Linked DNA regions of Homo sapiens: region 2 is linked to region 1. The links are chromatin loops, found by intact Hi-C in ENCODE. Cell type or tissue: left ventricle myocardium inferior. All regions are shown on one strand. Links, peaks and the distances in the headings refer to the core of each region. The heading gives the core; the rest is flanking DNA.

What was found. Peaks named below come from ENCODE experiments on the same cell type or tissue, not always from the same donor. Only the 100,000 strongest peaks of a DNase experiment are listed, where the experiment ranks them.
Region 2: it touches region 1 in a loop (3-fold over the local background); 74 of 110 quality-filtered maps call a loop at or near these places.

Annotation. Positions count from the first base shown.
Region 1 is chr6:29,830,295-29,845,559 of GRCh38, reverse strand. It overlaps HLA-G (major histocompatibility complex, class I, G), which reads right to left. Exons shown (of 7, transcript NM_001384290.1): 6 at 15,150-15,182; 7 at 14,539-14,792. The coding sequence ends at 15,178. It also overlaps the pseudogene HCGVIII-2. Among named protein-coding and RNA genes, the nearest start is that of HLA-G, 10 kb to the right of the region's middle. RefSeq lists an enhancer at 1-599. In left ventricle myocardium inferior, for the core only: CTCF peaks have their summits at 10,329 and 10,544 (motif pointing right); a DNase peak (open chromatin) is centred at 10,558; H3K27me3 peaks cover 7,921 bases.
Region 2 is chr6:29,734,254-29,748,350 of GRCh38, reverse strand. The region is part of intron 1 of HLA-F-AS1 (HLA-F antisense RNA 1); the gene reads left to right. It also overlaps a transcript of HLA-F not described here, the pseudogene MICE and the pseudogene HCG9P5. Among named protein-coding and RNA genes, the nearest start is that of HLA-F-AS1, 7.7 kb to the left of the region's middle. RefSeq lists an enhancer at 1-3. In left ventricle myocardium inferior, for the core only: a CTCF peak has its summit at 10,131 (motif pointing left); a DNase peak (open chromatin) is centred at 10,090; H3K27ac peaks cover 1,478 bases.

The sequences.
Region 1 (15,265 bases), core at 7,266-15,265:
AGTCAGGGTGGAGCAGGTGACTGGAATGAGTCAGGGTGGAGCAGGTAACCAGAATGAGTCAGGCTGGAGCAAGTAATCAGGATGAGTCAGGGTGGAACAGGTGATCAAAAAAGGTTGCTTTATGAGGAAGTTAAGTTTAAAAGTAGAGGGCAAAGAATTGAACATACTGACATGTTAATTATTTTAAGAGAAATTTAGAACTCATACCTAACAGTATCATAGCACTGTGAATAAAAAGAGATCCACATTTACTCATACTGCACTGGAACAGAAGATGTTAAAGAGAAACAGATATCTTAAAATTTGCCACAGGAGAAACACAGATCCTCTAAGAAGCAACTGGTTAAAATGTAACTGACTATCCCCTGTCAGCCACAGCAGCCAGAAGCAACATAATCATCAAAGATCTGAGAGAAAACCAATGTCAAACTAGAAATTTGCAGCTGACAAATCTCTCTTTGATGAATAAAGGTAAAACAAAACATTATCATATAAATGAAACTGTTGCACTGTCTCCATAATACCCAATTTCAAAATATCTACAAGAACAGAGAAATATGTAAGAACAAAAGAGAGAAAGAAAGCATAAATTTTAATTTGTAATCTTTGGTATATGTAACTCAGTACTGTCATAAAATATTAATAATGTAGCTTTCAAAGAAAAAAGTCATGTAAAATACATAACATGCTGTGCTATAATTTCTTTATTTATCTTCCCACCCCCACCTTTGACTTCTATGAAGTCCAAGGAAGTTTGAGTCTTTTATCTGAGGCTCAACTCCATAGAGCACAGTACCCAGAATAAGGTAGGTGCTTAATGATGTTTACCATTTGAATGAGTTTCCTGGAAGTACTTAGCAGATCAGGAATTCTGATGCATAAGCACAATTCAAAGGTGGCTGAGGAGTGACATCAGAGAACATAGTGGCATAGGAACTCCAAGGGCCACCTCTGCACAGAGACAATGTGCTTGTAAAACATCACTATAAAAAAAAATCCCTTGGCTGGGCATGGTGGCTCATGCCTGTAATCCCAGCACTTTGGGAGGCCGAGGTGGGGGGATCACCTGAGGTCAGGAGTTCGAGACCAGACTGATCAACATGGAGAATCCCAGTCTCTACTAAATATACAAAATTAGCTGGGTGTGGTGGCTCGCGCCTGTAGTCCCAGCTACTCGGGAGGTGAGGAAGGAGAATCGCTTGAACCCGGGAGGCAGAGGTTGCAGTTAGCCGGGATCATGCCATTGCACTCCACCCTGGGCAACAAGAGCAAAACTCCATCAAAAAAAAAAAAAAAAAATTCCCTCGGAGAGCTGTTAAAGCAAGAATTCCTGGACCTACCACCAGATATTCTGATTGGGTTGATAAAGAATCAACTGCATTGGAACCCTGAAAAATCATCAAAGGTTTATTGCAACCTAGCAAGTCCAGAAAAATCAACTGGAACTCAGGAGCAGAGCTTTGTGGCACCATATCTTACCCTTGGCCCATTCCTCCCTGTTCAAGTCAGTAGTGATCTTGAAGACAGCAGCCTGGTTCCTTAGTGTGGGCTCCAATGCCAGTGGGAGCCGAGTGGACCATGTTCTCAAAGTGTTGTGGTTGTCTACCTTTTCCTGTTGGGTGACTCCGTGAAGGATGATAAGAAATGGCTTACATTGGGCTGGGCATGGTGACTCATGCCTGTAATCACAGCACTTTGGGAAGCTCAGCTGGGTGCATTTCTTGAGTTCAGGAGTTTGAGACCAGCCTAGACAACATGGTGAAACTCCATTTCTACAAAAAATACAAAAATTAACTGGGCATTATGGCATGTGCCTGTAGTCTCAGCTACTCAAGAGGCTGAGGTGGGAGGATTGCTTAAGCCCAGGAGGTTGAGGCTACAGTGAGCCAGGATCGTGCAACTGCACTCCAGCTTGGGCTTCAGAGCAAGACCTTGTCTAAAAAAAGAAAAAAAAGAAAGAAAAAGAAAATAAATGGTTTGCATTTATTTTCCCTACTCAGAACTCTCTTAGGTCACAGAGGCAGAGGGCATCTGCTAAAACCATTTAAGTGCCACTGAACCAGCAGCTGCCCCCTTGGGGCAAAAATATATTACATGAGAAAGGTAATAGACATACAGAAAAGCCTGGAGGAGAAACTGGGTGAGTGAGATGGGAATATGGGTTTTGAAAAGCTTCCATATCCCTGGGAATCTGTATAGCCTCCTCCATGACCAGTATGTCGCACAGACTCACAAAGCACCTGAGAATGCCCTGTGTTCACACCTCTTGCTAACTTTCAATATCTGCACAAGTAGGAAATGAAGGCCAAAGCAGTATTGTAAACTGCCCAGCAGAGTGTTGAGGGCATGCCCCAAAACACACAGAGAGCCCAGATAAAAAGATTGAATTTTCTTTTCTTATTTCTTTTTGGCTGAAGATGTTTCAGGAAATATCTATCAAATCATGAGTTGACCACTAAGCTTACAGAATAGAGACTTCAGTGATGACACACAATAAAGAATACAGTCTATACAAAAATAGTTTAGAAAACATGATTTTCAAAGTCACCACATGTTAGTATTCAAAATAAAAATGAGGTATGCAATTAAACTAGACAGTAAGACCCATTCTCAAGAAAAAAGAGGAATTGACAGAAACTGTTCCTGAGAAAGGCCATTGAACATACTTACTGGACAAACAACTTTGAATTGACTGCTTAAATATGTTCACAGAGCTAAAGGAAACTATGGGCAAAAAACTAAAGGAAATCAGAAGAACTATCTTAACTCAAATAGAGAACATCAATAAAAAGATAGAAAGTTTAAAAAGAAACCAAATAGAAATTTTGGAGCTGAAAAGTGCAATAACTGAAATGAAAAATTTACTAGAGTAATTTTACTATTTTTTACTATATTTTACTAGAGTAAATTTACTATTTACTTTTTTACAAAAGCAACTTTCACTATGCAGAATGAAGAATCGGCAAGCTTAAAGGTAAGACAATTGAAATTATCCAGTTTGAGGTGCAGAAATAAAAAAAAATTATGAAGAAAAATGAACAGAACTTAAGAAAACTGTGAGACAACACCAAGCATATGCATTTTGGGAATCCTCAAAGAAAGGAGAGAGAAAAAGAAGAATGGCTATTTGGAGGAATAATAACTTCAAATCTCCTAAATTTGATGAAAAATATAATTTTACTCATCCAACAAACTTGATACATTTTAAGCAGCAAGAATTTTAGAAGTCCACACTGAGAGACGTTATAATCAACCAGTCTACACCAATGACAAACAGACCATCTTGAAAGCAATAACAGAGAAGGAACTTTTCAGGTACAATGGATCCTCAATAAGATTAACATACAAATTTTCATCAGAAACCATGGGGTTCAGGAGGCGTTGGGATGACAAATTTAAAGCTGAGAAAGTAAAAGGACTATCAACCAAGAATTGTATGTCTGCAAAACTCTCCTTCAGAAATGATGGAGAAATCACGACATTCACAGGTTAAAAAAAGCTGACTGAGATTGTCTCAACCCTACAAGACATATATATATACACACACACACATATATATATTTGTAATTCCTCTCTTGTTTTTCCTATTTGATTTAAAAGAAAATGTCCATCGACCAATGAATGGAGAAACAACATATAGTTTTTTCCTACAATAGAATATTATTTGGTCATAAAATGAATAAAGCACTGGCATATGCTAAAACATTGCTGAATCTTGAAAACAAGACAAGTGAAGGAAGCCAGTCACAGGAGGCTACGTAACTTATGAGCCCATTTTTGTGAAATATTCATAAGAGGCAAGTCGATAGAGAAAGAAGTGGATTTGTGGCGACAGGGTCTGCTGGCAGGTGGAAATGGAGGGTGACTGCTTAATGGGTGCAGAGTTCCCCCTGAGGTGATAAAAACACTCTGGAACTAGAGAGTGATGATGGTTACATAACATTGTGAACATACGAATTGTCACTGCATTGTGCACTTTAAATGGTTACGGTGGTATCCTTTGTGTTTATGTGTATTTTACCACAATGAAAAAGAGGCTGAGGAAGGTATTCCAAAATCTTTTGTATAGTAAACTCCTGAGTTTGCTTGAGAATCTGCCTATCTGTCTTTTCTTCTCAGGACATCATCTCCTACCCAGAGCAAACCTTTGTTCTTCTGCAAGTAGAAAGCCCTCTTTCAGAACATTGTCCAAGATCAGCCAGGCCCAACCCTCAAAATGACTTTCTGTCTTTGACCCAAATGCTCAAATGCAACTCTGGGGCTAATTTCAGTGGGAGTAAGAGATTATCCAATCAGGATAATTCATTTGGAGAGAAAATGTTTTGCTTAAGTCAGCAAAGTCCTTTGCTTTCCTAAAAAGGATCCTGCTTACCAGTGAGTACAGAGTTTTTGTACATTTGAGGTGGAGTTCTCAGCAGAGTAATTAAAGATATCTGTAGAAACACCACACACATTATGTGTAGCTGACTGATTCACCCCTCTGCCACCCCCAATTGAAGGAAGGAGCTGTATTCTTATCTTGGCCCATCCATCAACTGAATGCCGCTGGACATGGAACATTACAAGTGTGAAGCTTCCAGGGTTCTCAGTTGCTCTTCCTGCTGTTGTGGAGACTCCATTGGTGTGGCTCACATCCAGGCAGGCCTGCAGGAAGCTGTTTCCTAATTCTCAAGGCCAACATTTTCAGTGAACCCATACCAAAACCCTAGGTTCTCAGGGACTCAGATTTTCATCTGTGGAAGAAAAGAATCCATCTCACTCTCTCAGGTGTGATGGTAATTATATATATTATAATATAATATATATATACATAATTATAATTTATATATCTATAAAAGAGATAATCAGTATTCCATAAATTGATGATATTCTCAGTGTTGACTTCATTGCCCAGGTGAACACTGTAACAGAAGGATGAGTCATGGATTGTAGAGGAACAATATTTTTTTTACTCTCTGGAGGAGCCATCAGTAGGCATTTCTGCCATATGGACTTCAAATGAGAAATTTGTTTTAGGTTGAGATTGGAAGGAGATCTGAACTTCTTTTTATTATTATTATTTTAAATATGAGGTCTCACTATGTTCTCCAGGCTGGAGAGCAGTGACTATTCACAGGTGTGACCATAGCCTCAAATTCGTGAGCTCGAGCCATTCTCCTATCTCAGCCTCCTGAGTAGCTGGGACTACAGGTGCCCACCACAGTGTTCAGCCACTTTTCATTGTTATTTTACTTCAAATGTTTTATTTTGAATGTTAAAAATACATGTTTCTACATTAGAAATATGAAAATGTATTTGATTACAGAAGAATTTAAAATGCACACATCAACACCTGGTTGAATTTTAAAGAAAAAAAAATGCAGAGAAGAAAGAAATATCACCCAGGCTTCCCCTCCAAAGAACCACTGCTATCATATTATTGAAACTTCCTGGACTGCAGTGTGAATGGTCATCCCTGGAGCTATCTTCTGCAGTGATGCTGACTTCCATTCTTTTGTTTTCTATGTATATATTTTTATATATGCTTTCATTGTAGAAAGTTGCATTCATAAGTTTTGGGGTTTTTTTTAAGATGGAGTCTCACTCTGTCCCCCAGGGGCTGGAGTGCAGTGGCATGATCTCGGCTCACTGCAACCTCTGCATCTCGGATGCAAGTGAGTCTTCTGCCTCAGCCCCTCGAGTAGCTGGGATTACAGATGTGCACTACCACGCCTGGCTAATTTTGTGTTTTTAATATAGATGGGGTTACACTTGTTGGCCAGGCTGGTTTTGAACACCTGACCTCAAGTGATCCACCCACCTTGGCCTCCCAGAGTGGTTGTGGGTTATTTTGAAGTTGCTTTTTGAATGTATTATTATGAAAGTAGTTTTCCATGTCATAAAGTCTGCATAAAATTTACACACTTCTAGAAGCTGCATCCCATCTCAAACAAGGAGAAGTCACCAGGGTTCTTTTAGATCCATGTGCTTTCATCTTGTCTTTTGGTAAAGAATATTTTGACAAGCATGTTTGTACATGAAGATTCTTCTATGGTTGTGATTTTAAAAATTCATAGAACACTCAGGATGGACATGGTGGCTCATGCCTGTACTTCCAGCACTTTGGGAGGCTCAGGCTGGCAGATTGCTTGAGCCCCTGAGTTTGTGACCAGCCTAGGCAACATAGAGAAACCCTGTCTCTACAAAAAATTCAAAAGAATTAGCCGGGCTTGGTGGCACATGCCTGTAGTCCCAGCTACTTGGGTGTCTGAGGTGGGAGGGTTGCTTAAGCCTGGAAGATTCAGGCTGCAGTGAGCCATGAACAACACTGCACTCCAGCCAGCAAGCCCAATCTCAAAAAAATAAATTATAGACTACTCAAATTGTAAGTATTAAACCAGTGTCTGTGAGAGTTTTTCTGGAAGGGATGTGAGTGGGTGGACTGGTGGGGAAGATGCTCTCTCACTGTGGGCAGCCACAGTCCAATCACCTAGTGGCCCAGATAGAACAGAAAGGTAGATAGAAGTAAAATTTCTCTCTGTCTCTGTCTCTCTGTCTCTCTCTGTCTCTGTCTCTCTCTCTGGAACTGGGGCTGGGACACCCTTCTTCTCCTGCCTTGGACATCAAAACTCCAGGTTCGATGATCTTTGGACTCTGACTTTTGCACCAGTGAGCCCCTTTATCCTCCTGTTCTGTATTCTGGGTCCTCAGGGCTTTGACTTTGGACTGAGCCACGCTACTGGCTTTTCTAGTTCTCCAGCTTCCAGACAGTCTATCATGGGACTTCTCAGCCTCCATAATTGTGTGAGCCAATTAGCCCAATAAATCACCTATCTATCTGTCTGTCTATCTATCTATCTATCTATCTATCTATCTATCTATCTATCTATCATCATCTAACATCTATCTATCATCTATCATCTATCTATCTATTATCTATCTATCATCTATGTACCTATGCTATTGGTTCTTTCTTTCTTGGTAACCTTAATAAATCAACAGACAATAAACAAATAAAACCTGTCATAGTATCACTGATAATTGCCATTAAGAAAAATATGCTTGGGTTAGAAGATTGGTGGCGGTGGTGGGAATGGCAGGGGATAGATTTCAGAAGAGGTCACTGGACAAGACATTTCTGAACACTTGACCATGGGACATTTAAGCAGGGACCTTAATGGTGTGAGGAGTGAGCCATGTGGATCACTGGGCAGCACATGCATGTGGGAGTCACAGCAGGGGCAGGTGGTAGAGACAGGGTGGAGTAGACAAGAAACTGGTGTGAGTGGAGAAGAATGAGCTAGGCTGAGAGTAATGGGATGAGGCCAAAGTGGCCAGAGGGGACCCTGTGATAAGGAGTGCATAGGAAATGGTGGGAAACTGGGGTTTCCTTGTGCCTAAGAAGGGAAGGAGCTGGAGCGTTCATAGGATATGCCCTAATTCCCATTGGAAAGGCACGCTCTCTCTGTTGTGTGGGTGATGGACAGTGGGCATGAGAGTCAGCAGGCAGCCCAGCTGGAAGGCCCTTCCGGTTTTCTATCCTAGTGAGGATGGTTCTGGGGTGGAGGTGGCAGAGGAGTGAGAAGTGATTGGATTTGGTGTTGATATATATTTTTAAAATTGTGGTAAAACACACATACTATACGATTTACCTTCTAACAATTTTTTTCAGTGTACAATTCATTGGCATTAAGCACATTTACAATTGATGGTGGTTACACAAACACCAACATGCATTTTCAGAACATTTTCATCATCCCAACAGAGACTGTACCCATTAAATGACAGCTGCCCATTGTTCCTGCCTTCAGCCCCTGGTAACCTGTATTCTACTTTCTGTTTTTGTGAATTTGCTTATTCTAGGTGCCTCATATAAGTGAAATATCATATTTGCCTTTTTTTTGGCTTATTTTATTTAGCGTGTTTTCAAGGTTCCATCCAATCCAAATATTCTTCACTTTTAAGGCTGATTAATATTCCATGTGTATATGCACCACATTTTGTTTTTCCAATCATCCTCTGATGGACACTTGGGTTGCGTCCACCTTTTGGCTATTGGGAATAGCACTGCTATGAGCATGACTGTACAATTATCTGTGTGCATACCTGCTTTCAATTTTTGGGGGGTATACACCCAAAAGTGGAATTGTTGCTTCATATGGAAATTCTATGTTTACCTTCTTGAGAAAGCGTCATCCTGTTTCCATGATGGCTGCACTGTTGTTCACTCTCAGCAGCAGTGCACAAGCATTCCATTTTCTCCACATCCTCACCAACACCTGGACTAGTGAAGCTGAGCATATTTTCATGTCCTTATTGGAATTCCTTATTTTTATGTCCTTACTGTGTATCTTCTCTGGAGAATTGTCTATTCATGTCTTTTACCCATTTTTGAATGAGATTGTTTTGCTATTGTTAAGTTGTAGTTCTGTATGTAGTCTGGATATTAATTCTTTATCAGATATGTGATTGGCAAATATTTTATCTTATTCTATGCAGTTTCTTTTATTTTCACTTTTTTTTTTTTTTTTTTTTTTTTTTTTTTTTTTTTTTGAGACGGAGTCTCTCTCTGATGCCCCAGCTGGAGTGCAATGGTGCAATCTCAGCTCATTGCAACCTCTGCCTCCCAGGTTCAAGCGATTCTCCTGCCTCAGCCTCCCGAGTAGCTGGGATTACAGGTGCCCACCACTGCGCCCGGCTAATTTTTGTATTTTTAGTAGAGACAGGGTTTTGCCATGTTGGCCAGGCTGATTTCGAACTCCTGACCTCAGGTGATCCACCCACTTTGGCCTCCCAAAGTGCTGGGATTACAGGCGTGAGCCACTGCGCCTAGCCTCTTTTCACCTCTTAATAGCGTCCTTTGATGCAAAAAAGTTTTTACATTTTGATGAAGTCTTATTTGTCATTTTCCTTTTATTGCTTGTACTTTTGGTCACCAGCCAAGAAACCACTACCAATTCTAATGACCATAAGACTTTCCCTCAGTATTTTCTTTTAAGAGTTTTACAGGTTTAACTCTTAAGATTAGTTCTTTAAGGCATTCTGACTTAATTTTTGAAAAGGGTGTAATGGAAGGGCATAAATTTTGTCCAGCATCATTCTTTTGCATGTGGATATCCAGGTTTCCAGCACCATTTGTTGATGCACCATCTGTTGCAGTGGGGCTGACACATTTGTAAGATGCAATGAGCACGAATACATGGGAGCACCATGAATTTATTTACATGTCTTTACTTCACAGTTGTTTTGAGGAGGCTTTCACTGAGAAACCTAACAGAAATGAATACATATGACTTCCTATAAAATGAAATTTAAGTAAAATTATACTTTTTAAAATGTTAAGACTGGAGCAAGACTGGAACATCACCAGACAAACAGAAACATAGGCTGAAATGAAGGGTTTATGTTTATCTTGCTACAAATTCTGTTGGCCCACAATCTCTTATGCTTATTGCATAAGAGAGCCACAGAGTGGGGTGATAGCTCAAATAACCAGTCCCTGGTTTTCTGCTTCAGAAACAAGTTTAAATTCTCTGCTTAGACAAAGTAAAGAAAATAATTGAAAGATGTTGAATGTGAAGTTGGCATCTACAAAGTCAAAGAAGTGAGTAGTAAATGTAAACATCAGGAATCCAAGGAGATTCTATCTTTTTACACAGAAATGGCCTCACTATGCACTGCTGAAGGGAGAAGGTCCCTCCAGGAGAACTTCATGATGAGGAAAAACCCAATATGATGTAGGGGTTTTCTGCTGCAGCCCTAAATTGAATTGTCCTTCGCTCTAAATACAGGTCTCACAAAGTTTTATGTCTTCAATGATTTCACCTGGGCCGAGATTTTGTTTTGTTTTTGGTGTTGTTTGTTTTGAGCTGCTGCCTGGGGCTTAGAAAAGTGACTTGGATATTTTGCCAAAGTTGTATTTCTTTGATGGAATTCGAAATCCATGAACACTCTGCTTTCCTGCTGTATTCCCAGAGCGGGTTGAGTACCTTGCACTTCTTTTCAGCACTTCCCTAGAAGTGGTAGAAGATTTGGAGTTAGGGCCTCCCTCAATCTCTGCCCTTTCTTTAATTCAGAGGATCACAAACTGTTGGGGGAAGAGTGGTATCTTGGGCCCCCAGTTGATCGGATGAATATTAATATCCAATGTCCTGTAATGAAGTCATGTGTGCATGTAACATCACTTCTGCACGCAGTGTCATGGGAAAGTGGGTTCGCGGACCCCAGGTTAAAAGCCTAAGCACTAAATGCACAGAGCTAGAGCTCTAGGAGGGGCGGGATGGCTGGGGTGGAACGTCATCTTGTCCTTTAGTCCTGGGGCATTTTCACTCCTCACATGGTGGGTGCTGGGCATCTGGCAGGTACTGATGTTGATGGAGTCGAGGGAGGGTACTGGCCGGAACTGGGAAAAACAGGGTTGGGGAGATAATTAAGGTGAACATTATTTTTTCTGAGTGTAAGTCATGGCTTGAAATCTGGAGAGCCTGAAGGAGATCCCGCTACCTAAACCCGTTTTCCTTTTCCCTCAAGCCTCATTTGGCCACAGGCCCAGTGTCAACACCAGGGGGCGCCACAGACCATGAAGGCACCGCGCAGCTGGGATTGTTTGTGGTGGGCTCCTGGGTCCCTGACTTAACCAGGGAAGCCAAGACCCTGCAGCCAGGTGGCCTGGATTCAACCTTCAGCTCTGGTCCTACTGACACTTTTCTTCCTGGTGCCTCAGTTTCTTAATCTGTGAAATGGTGAGGACATTACAGCACTTACCTCTCGGGCGGGTTTCTCAACAGCAGCCCTATTAAGAATTTGAGACAGAGAATCCCTTGTGGTCTGTCCTGTGCATTGTGGGAGGTTTGCCAGCAGCACCCCACTCACCCCCTCCCACCAATCCCCACGTGACAACCGAAAATGTCCCAGGATTTTTAGGTCTCCCTTGGGTCTAGAGCTGCATTTAGTCAAGCATTTTCCCACCTGACATTTGAGCTCATCTCTGCTTTGGTCCACATAAGGCCACTTTAAAAAGATGTTGTTTCTTTAAAGATTCTAACCATCTTTTAAACAAATCTATTTTCTTCCTTTATTTCTGCATTCAGTTAATCCTTCCAAACCCTTGGTTTAGTATATCTCAAAATGTATCAACTCCAGTTCTAGTAATTAACATATGTGACTTGCATGATATCTGCTATGACCCCTAGTAGAGTTCTGATTCCTTTAGCACAGGGAATGTGTTCTCGATTCTGCTCTGGATGATGTAAATCAATTTATTTTACTTTACTTGTCTGGGATGTTGCTCCTCACCTGTAAAATGTAAATGTGGATATGGCTTGGATTACTAAGTGGTTTTATTTCTTCATTCACCTGACATTTGTTGTGTACCTGCTGCAAGTCAAATACATGGTATGATATTGTTTCCTTGTTCACACCACAGCAAATGAGAAAATGAGACATTATAGCCAGGTGTGGCGGCACAGGCTTCTCGTCCTAGCTACTCAGAAGGCTGAGGCAGGAGAATTGCTTCAGCCCAGGAGTTTGAGGTTACAGTAAGGTCTGATATCACCATTGCATTTCAACCTGGGCAACAGACCCTGTCTCTGAAAAAAAGGAAAAAGACACTGTGAGCTGTCTACATGTACTCTATGTCTCAGGAGACTCATGTGCTGTAATTTTTCTAAATGGCATCTCCATGTGGTCTTTCATGAATGTTTGTCTGGTATTTCTTTTCTATCTTTTTACTTTCAACTTTTCTGTACCTTCTACTGAAATTATGGCTTTTGTAAATAGCCTACGGTTATTTATTTATTTACTTATTTATTTTTATCCCTCTGCACTATTTGTCTTGTAATTGGAGTGTCTGAGTCCATTACGTTTAATGTCATTGTTGACCTCATTGGGTTTAAGTCTGTCCATTTTCATTTACTGCCTTCTAATATTATCTTTCTTGCTCAACTATTTTTCTTCTGTTGCCTTCTTTAGATGAATAAAAAACTTTGCATTATTGTGGTCTTCTCAGTAAGTGTTCTAGTTACAAATTCTCTTATTATTTCTTTAATTATCTGAGAAAGCACAATAATCTGTGACTTATTATAACCAACAGCAGACCATAACTTCCCTGACTTTCACCTACCTGTGCAGACAGCACAGGGGAGAATCAATGCTCTGGCTCTGAGACACAGGGGTGGTGGAAGTAGGATAGTGATTGGATGATGAATCTGTAGCTGCAGAGGCATCTGGGCCCCTCACCTTCATTCCTCGTAGATGTCACCTCCACTGGATGCCTGCAATGCCCTCTCCTCTGTATGCTCCTGCCAGAGTCTCCCCATCTCCATTGACAGCAGCTCCACCCTTCTGCTCACTCAGTCCAATACTGTGGGTGTCCTTGATTCTTCTTTCTCACACCACAGATAAATCCATTAGCAAGTGCTGTGAATTCATCCAGAATCCCATCACTTCCCACTATTTCCCCTGCTCACACCCCAGTCAAGGTAAGCGACGTCTCCATCCTGGAATACTGCACTCCTTTCCCACCGTTTTTCCCACTGCCTCACTAGTCCCCCACCTCTCAATTCTGTTCTCAGCACAGCAGCCAGAGAGAAGCTTTCAAAGGATAAGTCCTACCATGTCCCACTTTCCAAAACTGTCCTCTAACTCCCCATGTCATTCAGAGCAAAGGTCAACATCCTTCCCACACCCTCCAGGGCAACCTGCTCTGGGCACACCTCTGACTTCATTTCAGTTTCTCTCTGTTCAACACTTCTGGCCTCTTCCTCCTTCCAGGAACACAGACAATTTCCTGCCCTAGTGCATCTGCACTGAAGGTTTCCCTGCCTGAAAAGAACTTTCTGAGACATCCGTGTAGACAACTCCTCACATCCCTCAAATCTTTACTCCAAGGTCACATTTGCAACAAGGCCCATGCTGACCACCCAGCACAACAGCCACCTCCCTGTACCCACAGCCCACCCTCTGGATCACCTGCCACACAGCACTTGCCACCTTCTAACTCAAGCATTTTCTGTTCCTACTCTGCTTATACTATATCATCTGCCTGCAGAGGTGTCCAATCTTTTGGCTTCCCTGGGTCACATAGGAAGAAGAATTGTCTTGAGCCACACAAAAAATACACTAATGACAGCTGATGAGCAGAAAAAAATAGAAAAAAGAAAAAAAATGCATGGATAATTTTCATGATATCTGCCACTACAGATAAGCAAAAAAATCGTCACATTCTAAAGCTGTCCTGGGCCACATGCATCCCGAGAGCTGCAGGTTGGACAAGCTTGCATCTAGAATGTATACACGACAAGGCCAGAAATTTTTCTGTTTTTACTTTAACGATGTTTTCTAAATGCAAAAACAGTCAAATACCTAGCAGACAACAAATGCCACTTGAATGGATGATTACTGTAGTGCGCCCCCCTATTCTAAAGGCAATATCTTTATTAATGTAGACTCAGGCCAAATGTCATTTTGTAGCCGCTGTGGAACAATATTATCTCATGTGGATATAAATGCACCAGTGCTTTTCTCACCAGGGCTGCTTTTGTGTCCTCCCTCCCTCCCTCCTCCCACACCAATCCTCCTGCACACTGCAGCACACAACCATATTTGTCTCTTGAGGAAAGATAACCCAAGGCTTATGGCTCCAATTATCCAACCACATATGAATCTAAATTAGACTCTGCTTTACAAATCCATGAGTTTGGTTTGGAGCCAGCAATAGGATTACTACAACTCAGGGCAGGAAGAAGAGTAGGAGAGAGAGCAGAAGAGGAGTTCCAACAGAAAGTAAACTACAATGAAAAACTCTGGGACCTCTCCTCTCGGGAAGTTTCAGAATCTGCTTCCTTTAAGAAGGTTGGGGAAGCCAGGCATGGTGGCTCACACCTGTAATCCCAGCACTTTGGGAGGCAGAGGCGGGCAGATCACAAGGTCAGGAGATCAAGACCATCCTGGCTAACATGGTGAAATCCCGTCTTTACTAAAAATACAAAAAATTAGCTGGGTATTGTGGCATGTGCCTGTACTCCCAGTTACTAGGGAGGCTGAGACAGGAGAATTGCTTGAACCCGGGAGGTGGAGGTTGCAATGAGTTGAGATTGCACCACTGCACTCCAGCCTGAGTGAGGCTCCATCTAAAAAAAAAAAAAAAAAAAAAGATGGAAAATACAATTGAAAGAGACCTGGAAGGAGGGGAAGAGGTGTAGGGGTCTGAAAATTTTTCTTCTGATAACACAGGAACTTCTACGTGTAGGGACCATCCTAGGTGATATCCAAGTCTATGTGATCACAGGTCCTGGTGGGACAAGGTTCTACTGAAGGGCCAAGGACAATGGAGCAGCAAAGATGACCCAGCTGAGCAGTGACCACATAAAGTTCATGGTGGCCTGAGCACCCACTGGGCGCAGCCCCATCTACTCTCCTCTCCTGCAACAAATCAGCACAAGAAACACGTGTACTGTGGAAAGTTCTCATGTCTTCCATTTATTTTGTCTCTCAAATTTCAGGAATCTTCTCCTTTAATTAACCCATCAATCTCTCTTGGAAATAATTTGAAAAAGTAAATTTATACTCAGATTCTAATTTTAATACAGAAGTAAGTTATAGCTCAGTGGACCACAAATTTGAGACAGAGACGGAGACATCCCAGCCCCTTTTCTGGAACAGGAAAGGTGATTGGGGAAGGAATGCAGTTCAGCATGAGGAAGAGGGTCATGGTGGGCACAGGGGTGGGCTGGTCTCTGCACAAAGAGGAGTCAGGGTTCTTGAAGTCACAAAGGGACTTGCCACTCAGTCCCACACAGGGCAGCTGTTTCACACTACAGAAAAATATTCATGAACAAATTCATATCAGTCACAGTGAGGGGTGACACTTTAAACAGCCCATCACATGCTCAATACATTGAAGTCAAAGAAACCTCATAGCACAGCTATGTCCCCTGTTCCCCTCAACAACCCACACACATCAGGCCCCCCGGGGTGTCACATTTACAAGCCGTGAGAGACACATTAGAGCCCTGGGCACTGTCACTGCCTAGAGTAGAACAAAAACAGCACCTGGTCAGAGACCACAGGAGATGTGGCCAGAGGAGGAATTGTGGGGTGGGTGAGCTCCCCCATGGGCTCCCAAACACAAGATCCCAAGGATCTCAGGGATCAGCCTCCTTCATACTTACTTGCAGCCTGAGAGTAGCTCCCTCCTTTTCAATCTGTGGGAAGAAAATGTCCTGTGAGAGGCCAGAAAGGTGGCAGGGCCATGAGGTCCTAGAGGAACCTCCTAGTCTTGGACCCT
Region 2 (14,097 bases), core at 6,098-14,097, 96 kb after region 1:
GTTGGAGTCTGCAGGCTCCGGGCAGAGGATTCTTCCTGCGACTTCTCTCATCCCCAGCTCATTCTCCCCTGGCCTCCCGCTGCCGGGGATCCTCTCTTGTCTTGCATCCTTCCCTGCTACTATTAACTCCAGTGATCTAAGGACACCAGATTCCCTCCCACCTCCTCCCCTGCCCTCAGGGCACCTTGGGTCCTGTTGCCCTCCCAGCTCCCTGTTACCCCTTCCTATCTGCAGTTCTCTGATACATTTCTAGGATGTCCTCTGCCTCATCCCCTGCCCCCGCCACCGCAGGTCCCTCCTGCCTCCCTTATGGGCCTTTCCTAGAAGCAGCCTTAACCCAGGGCTGCCCCTATGCCTCCCACTCCCAACTCTCCCTGACCCTAACTCTCTGGTGCCGCCTTTTGTCCCAGGGTCTTCCCTCCGTCCCACTCCCCTCTAGACCACCCAAGGGGAGCCCTAGTGCTAATGTTGGTTGGGCCTTAGGCAGGGCACAGGGCAGGGCAGATGCCCCCTCCCCTCTAGTGCAGGTGCCTGCTCTGGGCCCTGCCTCACGGTGGCCCCTTCCCTACTCCTTCATCCTCAGCCCCACCCTCTTGAGGACCCCCCACTCCAGCCCACGGGTGCTGGACCATCCCTCCCTGGTCCCTCCGCCCCTCTCCGCCTTGGGACCTTGTGCTGCTCCTACCTCTTGCCCAGCTGCCTTGGGCCCTCAGCAAGTTCTCATCTTTCCCAAGCCCCACCCTCACTCAGAGCACCCTCCCCTCCTGTCCTCACCCTAACCAAAGTTCCCCCAGGGTCACCCCCACACCATGCTCACCCCATCCTCCAGTCCTTGCCCTGCACATCTGTCCTCCTCTACCCAGACCCAACACAGGCCGTGTGTCCAACTGCTTCTTTTTTTTTTTTTTTTTTTTTTTTTTTTTAGACGGCGCCTCCCTCTGTCGCCAAAGTTGGAGTGCAGTGGCGCGGTCTCGGCTCACTGCAAGCTCCGCCTCCCGGATTCAAGTGATTCCCCTGCCTTAGCCTCCTAAGTAGCTGGGATTACAAGTGCCCACCACCACACCCGGCTAATATTTTGTATTTTAATAGAGACTGGGTTTCACCATGTTGACCGGGATGGTCTCAATCTCCTGACCTCGTGATCTGCCTGCCTAAGCCTCCCGAAGTGCTGGGATTACAGGCGTGAGCCACCACACCTAGCTGGTAATTCATTTTTTAATTTTTGGAGGAATCAACACACTGTTTTCCATAACAGGTGCCCTATTTTGTATTTCCAAATGCATTACACAAAGGTTCCAGTTTCGCAACCTGTTTGCCAAACTTGATATTTCTGTGTGTGTGTGTGTGTGTGTGTGTGTGTGTGTTTGATAATAGCCAAACTAATTGGTGTAAAGTAATAGTTCATTGTGGTTTTGATTTGCATTTCCCTAATGACTGCTGATGCTGAGCGTCTTTTCATGTGTCTGTTGGCCATTTGTACATCTTGTTTGGGGAATTGGCTATGCAAGTCCTTTGCCTACTTTTGTATTAGTTGAATGTCTCCTGTTTGAGTTGTAGGAGTTCTTTATGTATTCTGGATATTAATCTCTTATCAGATATATATGATTTGCAAATATTTTCTTTCATTCTGGGGGTTGCTTTTTCACTGTGTTTATTGTGTTTTTAATGAACTTTTTTATTTTGATGAGTCCAATTTATCAATTTTTTCTTTGTTGTTGTATCTTTGGTGTTATATCCAAGAAAGTGCTATCAAATTCTATGGCATGAAGATAATTCCCTATGTTTTATTGTAAGAGTTTTTCAGTTTTAGTTCTTGAGTTTAGGTCTTTGATGTTTTTCTTAGTTAATTTTCATATGTGGTGTAAGTTAGGGATCCAACTTCATTTTTTTTTTTTTTGGCATGTGAACATCTGGTTTTCCTAGCACCATTTGTTGAAAAGATGCACTGACTCTTTAAGACCCTTGCCACCAGCCCACCCCAGGGGACACCAACTGGTCCATCCACCTCCCTACTTGGGGCATTGCCATGCCACTCTGAAGCCCACACCATTGCTTCTCCCTGGGATACGGACCTCGTAGAAAACGTCTCTGGCACCACAGCCTACCTGCCCCTCCTGCCTCACAGCCAAGTCTCCCTTGCCCCCACCTTGTCCATGTTGAGCCTTCCTCAAAGGCAGTGGACCTTGCCTCCATCTCACCCTCACCTGTGCACCACAGCCATGGTGGTCATGGGTCCCTCTGAGCCTGGGTCCCTTACAGTTTCTGCTCTCCCCTCTGGCAAGACCTTCCTTCCACCACTGCCTTCATGCTCCTCCCTTGAACCTGCAGGGCAGCCCCTTCCATTGGCCTCCTCCCTATATCCTGAGGGGGCCTGTGGCTGCCCTGCCCTGGCACCTGGCCTACAAGTTTGCCATCCCCATTCCCCCTTCTTCTGTTCCTCAGTCCCCTCCTCTATCCTCCCACCTTCCCAGTTTTCCTTGCGTCTGAAATCCTCATTCTTGTCCCTTTGCCCGTGTGCATTTCCTGCCTCCTCAGGAAGGTCGGGACAGCAGACCTGTGTGTTAAACATTGATGTGAAGTTACTTCCAGGAAGAAGTTTCATCTGTGATTTCCTCTTCCCCAGAGCCCCACAGTCTTTGTTACAACCTCACGGTGCTGTCCCAGGATGGATCTGTGCAGTCAGGGTTTCTCGCTGAGGGACATCTGGATGGTCAGCTCTTCCTGCTCTGTGACAGGCAGAAAGGCAGGGCAGGGCCCCGGGGACAGTGGGCAGAAGCAGTCCTGGGAGCTGAGACCTGGGACACAGAGACTGAAGACTTGACAGAGAATGGGCAGGAGCTCAGGAGGACCCTGGCTCATATCAAGGGCCAGAAAGGAGGTGAGAGTGGGCAGTGGGCAAGAGTAATGGGAGAGGCCTTTTCCAGGAGAGTTGGGGGCAGAGAGCAGGACCTGTCTCTTCCCACTGGATTTGGCTGTGAGTAGGGGTGAGGAATGGTGCTCAGCGGGGCTCAGCCCACACAGGGAGGGATGGAAGAGGGCCAGGGAGGGGTCCTTCCTGGTCCGAGTTCCTCACTTGGACTGGAATGGAGAAGTCACTGCTGGGTAGGGGCAGGCAGCCTTGCATTCCCTCCAGGAGATTAGGGTTTGTGAGATCAGGAAGCCAGCAGCACCAGGGGCTTTAGGCATTTCTACACATATGGGAAGCTCTTCCTCTCTCCCAACCTGGAGACTCAGTAATGGACAGTGCCCCGGTCCTCCAGAACTCAGACTTTGGCTATGAATGTCACAAATTTCTGGGAGGAAAATGCCATGCAGACCAAGACACACTATTGCCCTGTGCAGGCAGACTACATGCAAAAGCTATGGTGATATCTGAAATTCTGGAGGTATCAGAAAAACAGGTACTGTGAAAGTAGTGGGTCCTCCTATAGAAGCCTGAACCTGGGGTGGGCATTAGGCAGGAAAGGAAGGCCTCAAGGCCAGGGCTGCCTCATCTGCCTCCCAGCCTGCCCATCCTGGAGAGCTACCTCCTAGCCCCACGACCCAGGAGCCCACCCCTGACAACCCTCTCCTCAGCATCAAAGCCGGAGTCCCAGAGTGTGAGGCCACAGTCCTGAGGCCCATCTTCCAGCAAGCCTAGGGGAATTGGACCCCAGGTAAGGACCGATTTGCAGAAGGTCTGGGGTCAGTGTGGGTTTCAGCGAGAGTCAGAACAATAGAGAGGACCAGTCCTGTTCCCTGCATCTCCCTTAGAGGGGAGAAAGGCTTGGCCACATGCCTCACTGGCTCTGCCCTTTTGTCTCCAATGACCCCCACAGTGAATGAGATGCACAGTGGGGCCTTAGAAGGCAATGTCACCATGATGTGCTGGCCTCCATCTTCTATCCCTGGAATATCTCTCTGACCTGGCATCAGGATGAGGCATCTTTGAGCCAGGATGCCCAGCAGTCTAGGGGTGTCCTGCCCAATGGGAATGGGACCTACCAGACCTGCATGGCCACCAGGATTCCCCGAGGAGAGGAGCAGAGGTTCACCTGCTACATGGGACACAGAGGGAATCACAGCACTCACCCTGTGCCCTCTGGTGAGCCTGGGGCAACTCTCAAGGGTTTCGACCTAGGGAGGTCAGGCCAGGGTGGGGATAGCAGGGACGGCTGTGGCTTTGCGTGCTCAGTGTGTCACAAGGCCCTTTTTTTAGAGAAGGCCCTGGTGCTTCAGAGTCAATGGCAGCCATTCTGTATGCTGCTATTGCTACTGTCATTATTATTAGTATTAGTAGTAGTAGTAGTATTCTCTGTGTCCTTTGGTGCAAGAAGAAGACAACATCAGCTGCAGAGTCCAGGTGAGAAAACGGGGCAGTGGCTGGAGATGGAAGGACTCCTCTCTGGGCAGCAGGGTCCCCTCATAGCTCCTGCACAGATAGACATGTAGGTAACAAGGTCCTGGAACAGGGGATGGACATTGGGGTATTTGGGAGGGGAATGGGAGCCACATCTCCATCTACACCCCTAAGTCCTGCCCAAGCCAGGGCTGGGCCACGGCCCTCAAATGTCCAGCGGTGGCCTCCTCCTGCTGCAGGTGAGGAGTGGGCAGCAGGGAGGGCTGTGGCACCTGCTCTGTCCCCATCCTGGTCTCTCTTGTTTCTTGGGCTCACCACGGTGCGTCCAGGTGGGGTGAGTTGAGAATCACGTGCTGATTGCTGAGGGCCTGGATGATCATGGCTTCAGTGGGAGTAAATAGTAAAGGCGGCTGTGATCTGGGGAGGGGCTAGAAACTGGAGAGGAATCTGAGGAGAGGCGGTGCCCCTAGTCTCTTCCTCTCTGCATCCCTCTCTCCTGTTTCTCCAGCCATCAGGAGGACACCAAGAAAAAGACCCACGAAGCCCAGACTGGGAGGCCTGCCTGTGCAGCCCCTTTGAGGTCCCCTTGTAACAGGGAGGGTCCTGAGTGCACACAGCCATCTCTGTCCACTTTGCAGCTCCCCATGGGCCTCCTCCAGGAGCTGTCTTGGGGGTATCATGTCCTCTGCATCACTGGAGGTTCCCACCACATGGCCCTGCCTCCCTGAGTTTCTGTGCAGATGTTATGGAGGAGTATATAAGCAGACATCCCTGGGCCATTTGGGAAGCAGGAACCAGCTCCTTGTCAGGGCAGCTGTGGTCCCTATTTTCATCATATGTCCAAGTGTTACCTTGTCTAGCCCCCAGGAACACAGTCCCCAGGACCATGTTTTTTGGGGCACCCACAGCAGGGGCAGTGCAGGTCTGGTTGCTCCTGCTCTCACCTGCAGCATCTCCCGTAGAGGAATTGTCAGTTCTGGTTCCCTGTGGGCAGTAAAGGTTTCCTTGTAGGTCACTGGGGCATTGGCCAGAAAAAGGTTGTGAAAATCACATGCTAATTTCTCAAAATTCCTGCTTTCAATGTTGATGTCCAATAAAGATGTTCATAATTTCAGCTGGATATTCTTAATAGGATTTCCTCCAATACCGATGCTGTAAAGCATATTGAATGGAACAGGAATTCAAATTTGAAACTCTCTCTCTAGAAGGGTCCATGTGGGAGATGGTGGCTGTGGCTGTGGCAATCCCCAGGTGCAGAGTGGGCGGAGGCAGCCTCAGGCTGAGGGGTCTCAAGAAATCCCTTATTCCATAGGGAGAAGAAGAAGATCCTCTGTGGGTGTGAGGGCAGTGGCCTGGGTGGAATCCCTGCTAGGAACCAGACAGGAAGGCCTTGCAGCCTCACCAAGCAGCAGCCCTGGGGTGGAGCTGGATTTCCAGGGATGAGTGGACCAGGCAGGAGCAGGGCATCCCAAGTGCAGGTCATGGACCTGGGTGTCAAGGGAAGCAGAGCCTTCTTGAGCAAGGGGGTCTCCAGGGTCAGGTCAGGTGCAGACCCCATGGCAGCCACGTGTTTCCATCCTGGGCCTGACAGGCCTGCTGGGCTTCCTGGTGGGCTCTCCAGGTAGGAGCTGCCTGCTCAGGACTGGAAGGGGAGGAACACTGAGCTGTAGGTGGAGGGCGGAACCCACAGTGGGCAGGGCCTGCCCTGGTGTGCAGGTGCTTCTGCAGGAAAGGAGGGCCTGGGGAAAGAGGGAGAGAAAGGCCTTGTGTGTGACCCAGCCCAGGCCTGGAAGTACGTGGAGCCAGGGCCTCTCTCTGGGGAGGCCTCCCACTGTGTCCGAGCTGGCCAGGCTTGAGAGGAGGGGAGGGCACTGAGTTTCTTCTGGAGTCTTGTCATTTAGTCCTGCGGCCCTTTCAGTCCTTACAGAGTGCATAGTGGGCACAGGGCAAGTGCTGATCTTCATGAAGTCATGGGAGGGGACTGGCAGGGGCTGGGAAAAGTGCCATAGGAGGGAGAAAAATGTGGGAGCATCATCTTCCCTCAGAGAAAGGGTGAATCTGATTTTGGAGTGACTGAGGAGGGAGAAATCCTCAGGGAGTAAAAAGCAGCACTCTGCACCCAGGGGAGCATTTATTGGTTTCTCTATTTTCTGCAGAGCACGTGAGCCTGCAAGGCCCGGATCAACGCCCGGTTGGGACAGGAGACCACCAGGGCAGTGCACAGCTGGGATTTCAGTCTCTGGTGTCAACTCCTGGGTCTACTGGCTCCACTGAGGGCAGCTACACTCTGCAGCCAGATGGCCAGAATTCAACTCCCTGCCCAGGTCTCACCAGCACTTTCCCACTTGGTGCCTCAGTTTCCTCATCTATGAAATGGGGAAACTAACAGCATTTATTTCTTGTGGTTGGGTGGATGAAAAGCGTTAGTATATATGAGGGGTTTGCAGCTGTGCCACATTATTTTTGTTATCATTTGATTATATTTTAATATATTACATATGCGGTCATTGTATTATTATTATAAATGAGATTTATGAGTGAGTGTCCTGGTTACGGCTCCTTCTGGGGAGCCCAGGACCAGCTTTCCTGGCACCTTGAGGTCCCCTCACCCTGTCACACTCTCATGCATTACCTCATATCTACTATGTCTTCATAATTTTATACTATAGAAATTTACCCTTTAAGTAGACATTTCTGGTCTGTGTTTTATTTCAAGTGTCTGGGAAGGGATAGAGTATGAGGTTCAAGAGAGAAGGAGAGGTCTGTCTTCATGCCTTGACACAGCACAAAGAAATCTCCCCACCTCCCCCACATCTCCCCACCAGTTCTCGGTGATGGACAGATTCACAGCAACACAGAAAGGGCTGGGAAGGGATGGAGGGGGACATCTGCAGCCAGTGTTTAGGGGCTGACCCTGTGGGAAGACACCTGCCTTGCAGAGGACCTCTGCATCTTGCAGATGCAGAGCTGAAGTCTGATATGAGGGAGAGGACAGGGAGTGCTTTGGACTTTCCTGATTAAGAAGAATAGAGATCAGTCTGCTTCTGGGGTTAAGTGACCCCTGGGGAGATTGGACTGAATTAATGAAGAATAAATGAACTGGGAATGAGGATGAGTAAAGCAAGTATCAGCATCTCCCATTATCAGTTCAGACTGATTGGTAGATGGGGAGGTGGGATAGTTCCTGACCCTGTTGTGAGGTTCCTTTTAACTTTCTGGCCTTGGGGCACAGATGGGTGGTGCTCTTCTTGGTCAGGGTAGCCTCGGCTCCACTCAGGTAAGGCAGTGGTGGCAGGGAGAGTTATGGGATCACCTGTGAAACGGACCAAGGCAGGGATGGGAGCCCTCTGTGCAGCAAAAGTGGATGCAAGGCCTGCCTAGAAGCAAGAGGATGAAGGAACCTAGTTGGGTCCTGGTCCACTGCCTGCCTGTGTTCACAGGTCAACCAGTAAAGGAGGTGGGGTAGAGAATTCAATCGTGGGCTATCTATCCAGAGATGTGTTTACAGGTGTATTATTTCACATTTGTGTTCACGTTTGGTGTCAAAAACACATTTATACATGCCTATTTCATGTTTAAGTATTTTCACATTTTAGTTAACCCTTAAATATCATTGTTGAATGCGGTTGTCATTAGACATAAACTTGCATATTCACTGAAGCTTTTGTTTTTATTTTAATCAAATTTATAATTGTGCACAATTGAAAGAGTCAAATATTTGTGCAGAATCTCTTGAGAAAAATGAGAGTCCTCTCTGCCTCTTCTCAATTTCTGCCTTTCTAGGGGCCAACCACTTTCAAGTTTTTTAGCTGATTCTTTTGACTTTACTTCTGTATCTCTAACTACCATTTCTTTATTATTATTGCTTGATTTTTTTCAGATGCACCCATTGTTGCACAGCGCAATGGTGGATGCAACAGTTAAGAGTACTTGTTCTCTTTCACTCTTCCCAGTATATTTATATAGTGATTATGTTTAGTTCAGCCATCTCTTGTTTCTTTTACCATGACTAATCCTCTCATATGTCAACTGGACTACTTTTCACTGCCTGTACAACATTGGTTCTTCTTGGAGTTAATACTTGCATTTGTTTTTGTTTATTTTATTAACTCTCATTAATTTAAGTTTGATATCTCTTTTGTTTGTATGATTCTTTCAAGACGTTGGACACTTTGGACATTCTGTTAATTTTATCTTCTTGGAAATGTCCCTCCTGGGCCCTTCTGGCTGCTCCCATCTGGACTGGAGGCTTCTCCCCGTGGAGCAGAGTCACTGTCCTAGGATCTCCCTCCATCACTATCTGGGAAGGTGCTTTACATGCAGTGGAGCCACCTGGGTTCCAGCCAAAATGCAGACTGATTCAACATGTCAAGGCTGGGCCTGTGAGCCTTTCTGTCTAGTTTCAGGAGGTGCTGATTTTCCTGGTTCATGGGTGATAGCTGGGGTAGCAGGGATCTCTCTTTTTGTCTCATAGTTTTCTGTATCTAAGGTAAGCGCATACTAATATATTTTTAATGAATTCATGTACTTTTTCCCTAAATTAGTAACAGGGCTAATTAGTCTTTTCCTTGGGCCAAAAACTACATTATGTAAAATTTGGTATCTTAACTATTTTAAAGTATACAGTAGTACAGTATTAACTGTAAATACATAGTTGTGCAACAGATCTCTAGAACTTTTCATCTTGCAACACTGAAACTCTATGCCCATTGAACAAACATTCATCCATCCCCCTCACCGAGCCCCTAGCAGCCATTAGTCTACTTTCAGTTTAGACACCTCATATAAATGGAAATGTGCAGTATTGGGTTTTCTTTGTGATTGGCTTATTTTACTTAGCAGTGTCCTTCAGGTTTATCCCTGTTGCAGCCTGTGACCAGGTTTCCTTCTTAAGGCTGAATGATATTCCGTTGTCGATATATACCACATTTTCTTCATTCATGTGTTGGTGTGTGTTGTCTTGGCTATCGTGAATAATGCTGCTTTGAATATGGGTATACAATGTTTTTCTTTTCAAACCTTCCCTCACTTTGGTGGAATTAATCCTTTAGTAGCTACTTCTGACAGCACATATTTAAAGTATGTTTGTATGGTTCAATTTTTCCATTGTTTTTATTCTCTCCAGGAAGAGGAGATAAATATATGAAGGTGCTGTTTGGCACAGAATTTAATAGGGAAGAAAGAGACAGTATAACTCACCAGTGCTGGGTCTCATCATCCTGCAATTTCAGAACAACTATGAATACAAAAAGAATTTTAAAATCCCAGTCCTGCCTAGAAAGGGGAAGTCATCTCTAAATATGGTGGCCCTGGGGCAGCTGGCCTCCCTGCCAGGCCTCTTCCATGGGGGCCCTTTCTGCAGTGACTGTGGTTTCTTCCCATTTTACTCTGTCCTGTGTCCTGACTGAAGCGACAAGGTGTGTCTGCAGCTGTGCTCACACCTGGAGGAAACCTCAATGGTGTGAGTAAATTGTAAATGTTTACTTATTATGGGTTATTTTATTATTTATGAAGTATGTATTTTGATTTCATTCTACTGACAACACAATAAACCAGGACATGATGACCCTAGCAGCACATCCTCTTTCCTGTGTCAAGAAGCATCGTCCGGGGAGGTGAGAAGAAGACAGTCCTCCCTAGAATTGAAGAACCAGGGAGAACCAGATGGGCTGGGCAGGTGGGTTTTCACCTGGAACCTGGAGGATGAGCAATGACATCTCTCCACCCTGAGCTCAGCCCCGGCATCCACCTCCTGGGCTCATGAGCAGTGCAGTGGTGCCTCCTAGTGGTCTCTGCTCTTCCTTTTCCAGATCAAGCACAAACCTGAGATCCAACTGTCCCTCTTATGCGCCTGGGTTTCTTCACTGGACACCAGTATGAGTCAACTTTCCTGTAAAGCAGAACAAGCACGAGATTGGACCATGTTAGAGGAGGAATGGTGTCATCTCCACTTCTGGAGAGATCACTGTCCCCGTGTTTGGGGGAAGGACCAAGCCTCACTCCCATGCAGAGAAGAAGCTCTGACTGTAACTGCACCTGTGGAGAGGTGAGGACCTGTCCCCTCTACACCGATGGCCAGAGCCTCCAGAGTGGGGCCAGGCTTTTCCCTCAGCTGTGTCCTGTCAGGTTTATCTAGGCCTCAAAGAATAGACCCTGGACATTGCCTCTGGCAATGTGAGCTGGACACACACCCAGATGTAAGGTAGCCCTGCCAAGTATCCTGGGGTTGCCAGTAGTTCTGGGTGCTCAGTGTCTGGAGCGGAGGGTGGGAAGGAGGCTTGATGCAGAACAAGAACCATATGTCACATACTATTTTATTCTTTATTAGTGTTTTTGTCATAAAAAACCCCACGGGTACCATAAAAGATAAAAGATCTAAAAATGGTGCCCTTTAATCAAAAGTAAACACCCTTTAACCATCAGAGAGAGGGAGAAGTTTGGCAGCTGACCTAGAAGCCCCATCAACTGCCCCAGCTCAATGATAAACTCTTCTCTTCTTCAAATAAAAGCACATCCTGGCTTACATGGCCATCACTTCTTTGTACAATTTTATATTTTTATCATCTAAAGTTATAGTTTAGTTTTACCTTTAAGAGTATATTTTTATCCTCATTTATTCCATAGATTCCTGCTTGAAATTTATATTGTCTGGTAGTTTCCTGTCCTTTGCATTTTGCAGATTGCACCCCAAGGTGTGGTTTAATGTATCTCTATGACCTGTATTTTCTGTAAATTGGTAGTTTGTTATAGAGGTTTGCGTCTATTCAGGGTTTTTTTTTTTTTTTTTTTTTTTGCCATGAGGATTGATGGTACTATATCATGTTTTTCATCAAGAGGAAGAATTCAATACTAGTTATTTCTTTTTTGTGATGTTAATTGCCATTGCTGTTCAGTGGCTAAATCTGTTAATTCATTACAAATTGCAAAAGTCTCAGTCTTTCATTTCTTTTCATATACTAGCTGCATAATTTCTAAAATAAAAGATTTACCCTCTTCCACCAGTTATCTATTCAGTAGAAACTTGTTTTTTGAGAGACTAAACCAAGTTTCTAATCACCTATGACCCAGCAATTCCACTTTTTGTTATATACCAATAGAAATGCATGCATTTGTGTCCCAAAATATATGAAAATATTATTTATAGCAGCACGATTTGTAGACTCTGAATACAACACAAATGTCTATCAACAGTGGAGAGACAAGAAGTGTGAGCTATTTATAAAGCTGAGCACCTGACTGCCACGGGAGTGATAGTGACCACACACAGCAAGACCTGGGACATGGCAGTGACTGTGTCCAGAACTGACAGAACTAATCTATCATATTAGAAATCAAGAAAGTGTCTGCTCTAGGGTTGGGGAGGGTGATTTATGACCAAGTAGAACCCAATGGTGTTTCCTGGAGGCTGGAAATGCTATTCCTTGATGTGGCTGCTATTTACCTGAGTGTTCACTTTGTGAAAATCCACGGCCCACTTATGGTTTGTCCACCTTTCTCCATGCATGTTGTCCTTCATTCAAGTATACATTTCTGATGTTTTGAAACAATTCTCTCTAAGCTAATATAGAATCTCCATTACTGAAAGTCCTTAGAAATGCTGCATTGGAAAAAATTAGTCCAATTATTAAAAATCTATGAAATAAATGCTGTGACTCAGACATTAAGAGGAGAATCTACAACAAGAGCAGTAGGCTTGGGAGCTAACGCAAGAACAGCTTTGGAAATGGCTGTTGAGCCAGGAACTAGGAATCAAAACCCAAAAAGGCCCATGCAAGGTGGAGGGTGTGAAATGATGCCCCAGTAGTGCATGAATGAATGAGTCATGGGCAGTGGCTCATGGGTTGCTTGGTCAGTCAGGAACTTGAGCAAAATAAAGTTGGAAAACTGGGGGATGGAAGAGAGAGGTATGCACAGACCTCTTGACATGGGCAGAGCTTCAGAAGATGGTGGTTGCAGGTTTCCCCAAATAGAGAACATCAATAAAAAGGTAGAAATTTTACAAAGAGACCAGATAAAAAGTTTGGAGCTGAAAAGTGCAATAACTGAAATGAAAAATTCACTAGAGGGGCTCCAGAGCAAATTTCACCATGCAGAATGGAGAATCAGCAAGCTTGAAGATAAGACAATTGAAATTCTCTAGTTCAGTAGCAGAAAGAAAAAAAATTATGAAGAAAAATAAACAGAACTTTAAAGATCTGTGAGACAACATCAAGCACATGCACTTTGGGAGTCCTCAAAGAAAGGAGAGAGAGAAAGGAGAAGAATGACTATTTAAAGAATAACTCCAAACCTTCCAAATTTGATGAAAAACATTATTCATCCAACAAACTTGACAAATTTTAAGCAGCAAAAAAAATTAAATTTAAAGAGGTCCACACCAAGAGAACATTATAATCAACCTGTCAAAAGCCAATGACAAACAGAGCATATTGAAATGAATAACAGAGAAGGAACTTTTCAGGTTCAATGGATCCTCAATAAGATTGCAGCCCAGTTTTCTTCAGAAACCATAGAGTTCAGAAGGCATTGGAATGTTGACAAATTTAGAGGTCAGAAAAAAAAAGACTGTCATGCAGGAATTGTGTGTCTGGAAAAACTCTCCTTCAGAAATAATGGATTTTATATATATATAAATATATATATATACACACATATATATACATATATATACATATATATGACTATACATAGTACTACATATATATAACTATATATAGTACTACTATGAAATTATATATATAGTACTATATATAGTAGTCATACTATAAAAGCTAGTAGTAATATGTATATTTTTGGTGTTTATATGTGTGTGTGTGTGTGTGTGTGTGTGCATATATATATAGTACTATATATAGTAGTCCTATAAAAGCTAGTAGTAACATGTATATTTTTGGTGTTTAATTCTTCCTTTGTTTTTCCTATTTGGTTTAAAAGAAAATGCCCATTGACTAATGAATGAATAAACAACATGTAGTGTATTTCTACAATGGAATATGATTTAGCCATAAAAGGAATGAAATACTGATACATGCTACAACATTGCTGAATCTCAAAAACATGATAAGTGAAGGAAATCAGCTACAAAAGGATACATATTTCATGAACCCATTTTTGTGAAATCTTCAGAAGAGACCAATCTATAGAGAAAGAAAGCAGACTTGTGGTGACAGGGTCTGGTGGCAGGAGGAAATGGAGGGTGACTGCTTAATGGTGCAGAGTTTCCCCTGAGGTGATGAAATACTCTGGAACTAGAGAGTGATGATGGCTACATAACATTGCGAACCTACTAATTGTCACTGCATTGTACACCTATTGTACAATGGGTACAGTGGTAAATTTTGTGTTCATGTATATTGTATCACAGTAAAAAAGAGGCTGAAGAATAGATTCCAAAATCTTTTATATGGTAAACTCCTGAGTTTGCTTGAGCATCTGCCCATCTGTCTTTCCCCCTCAGGATGTCATCTCCTACTCAGAGCTCACCCTTGTTCTTCTGTAAGTAGAAAGCCTTTCTTCACAACACTCCCAGATCAGCCAGACCCAACCCCCAAAATGACTTTCTGTCTTGGATCCAAATGCTCAGGTGCAACTCTGGGGCAATTTCAGTGGGAGTGAAGAGATTATCCAACTAGGATGATTCATTTGGAGGGAAATGTTTGACCTTATGTTAGGAAAGTCATTTGCTTTCCTAAAAAGGATCCTGCTTACCAGTGAGTATATAATTTTTGTATGCCCGGGGTGGAGTTCACAGCAGAGGA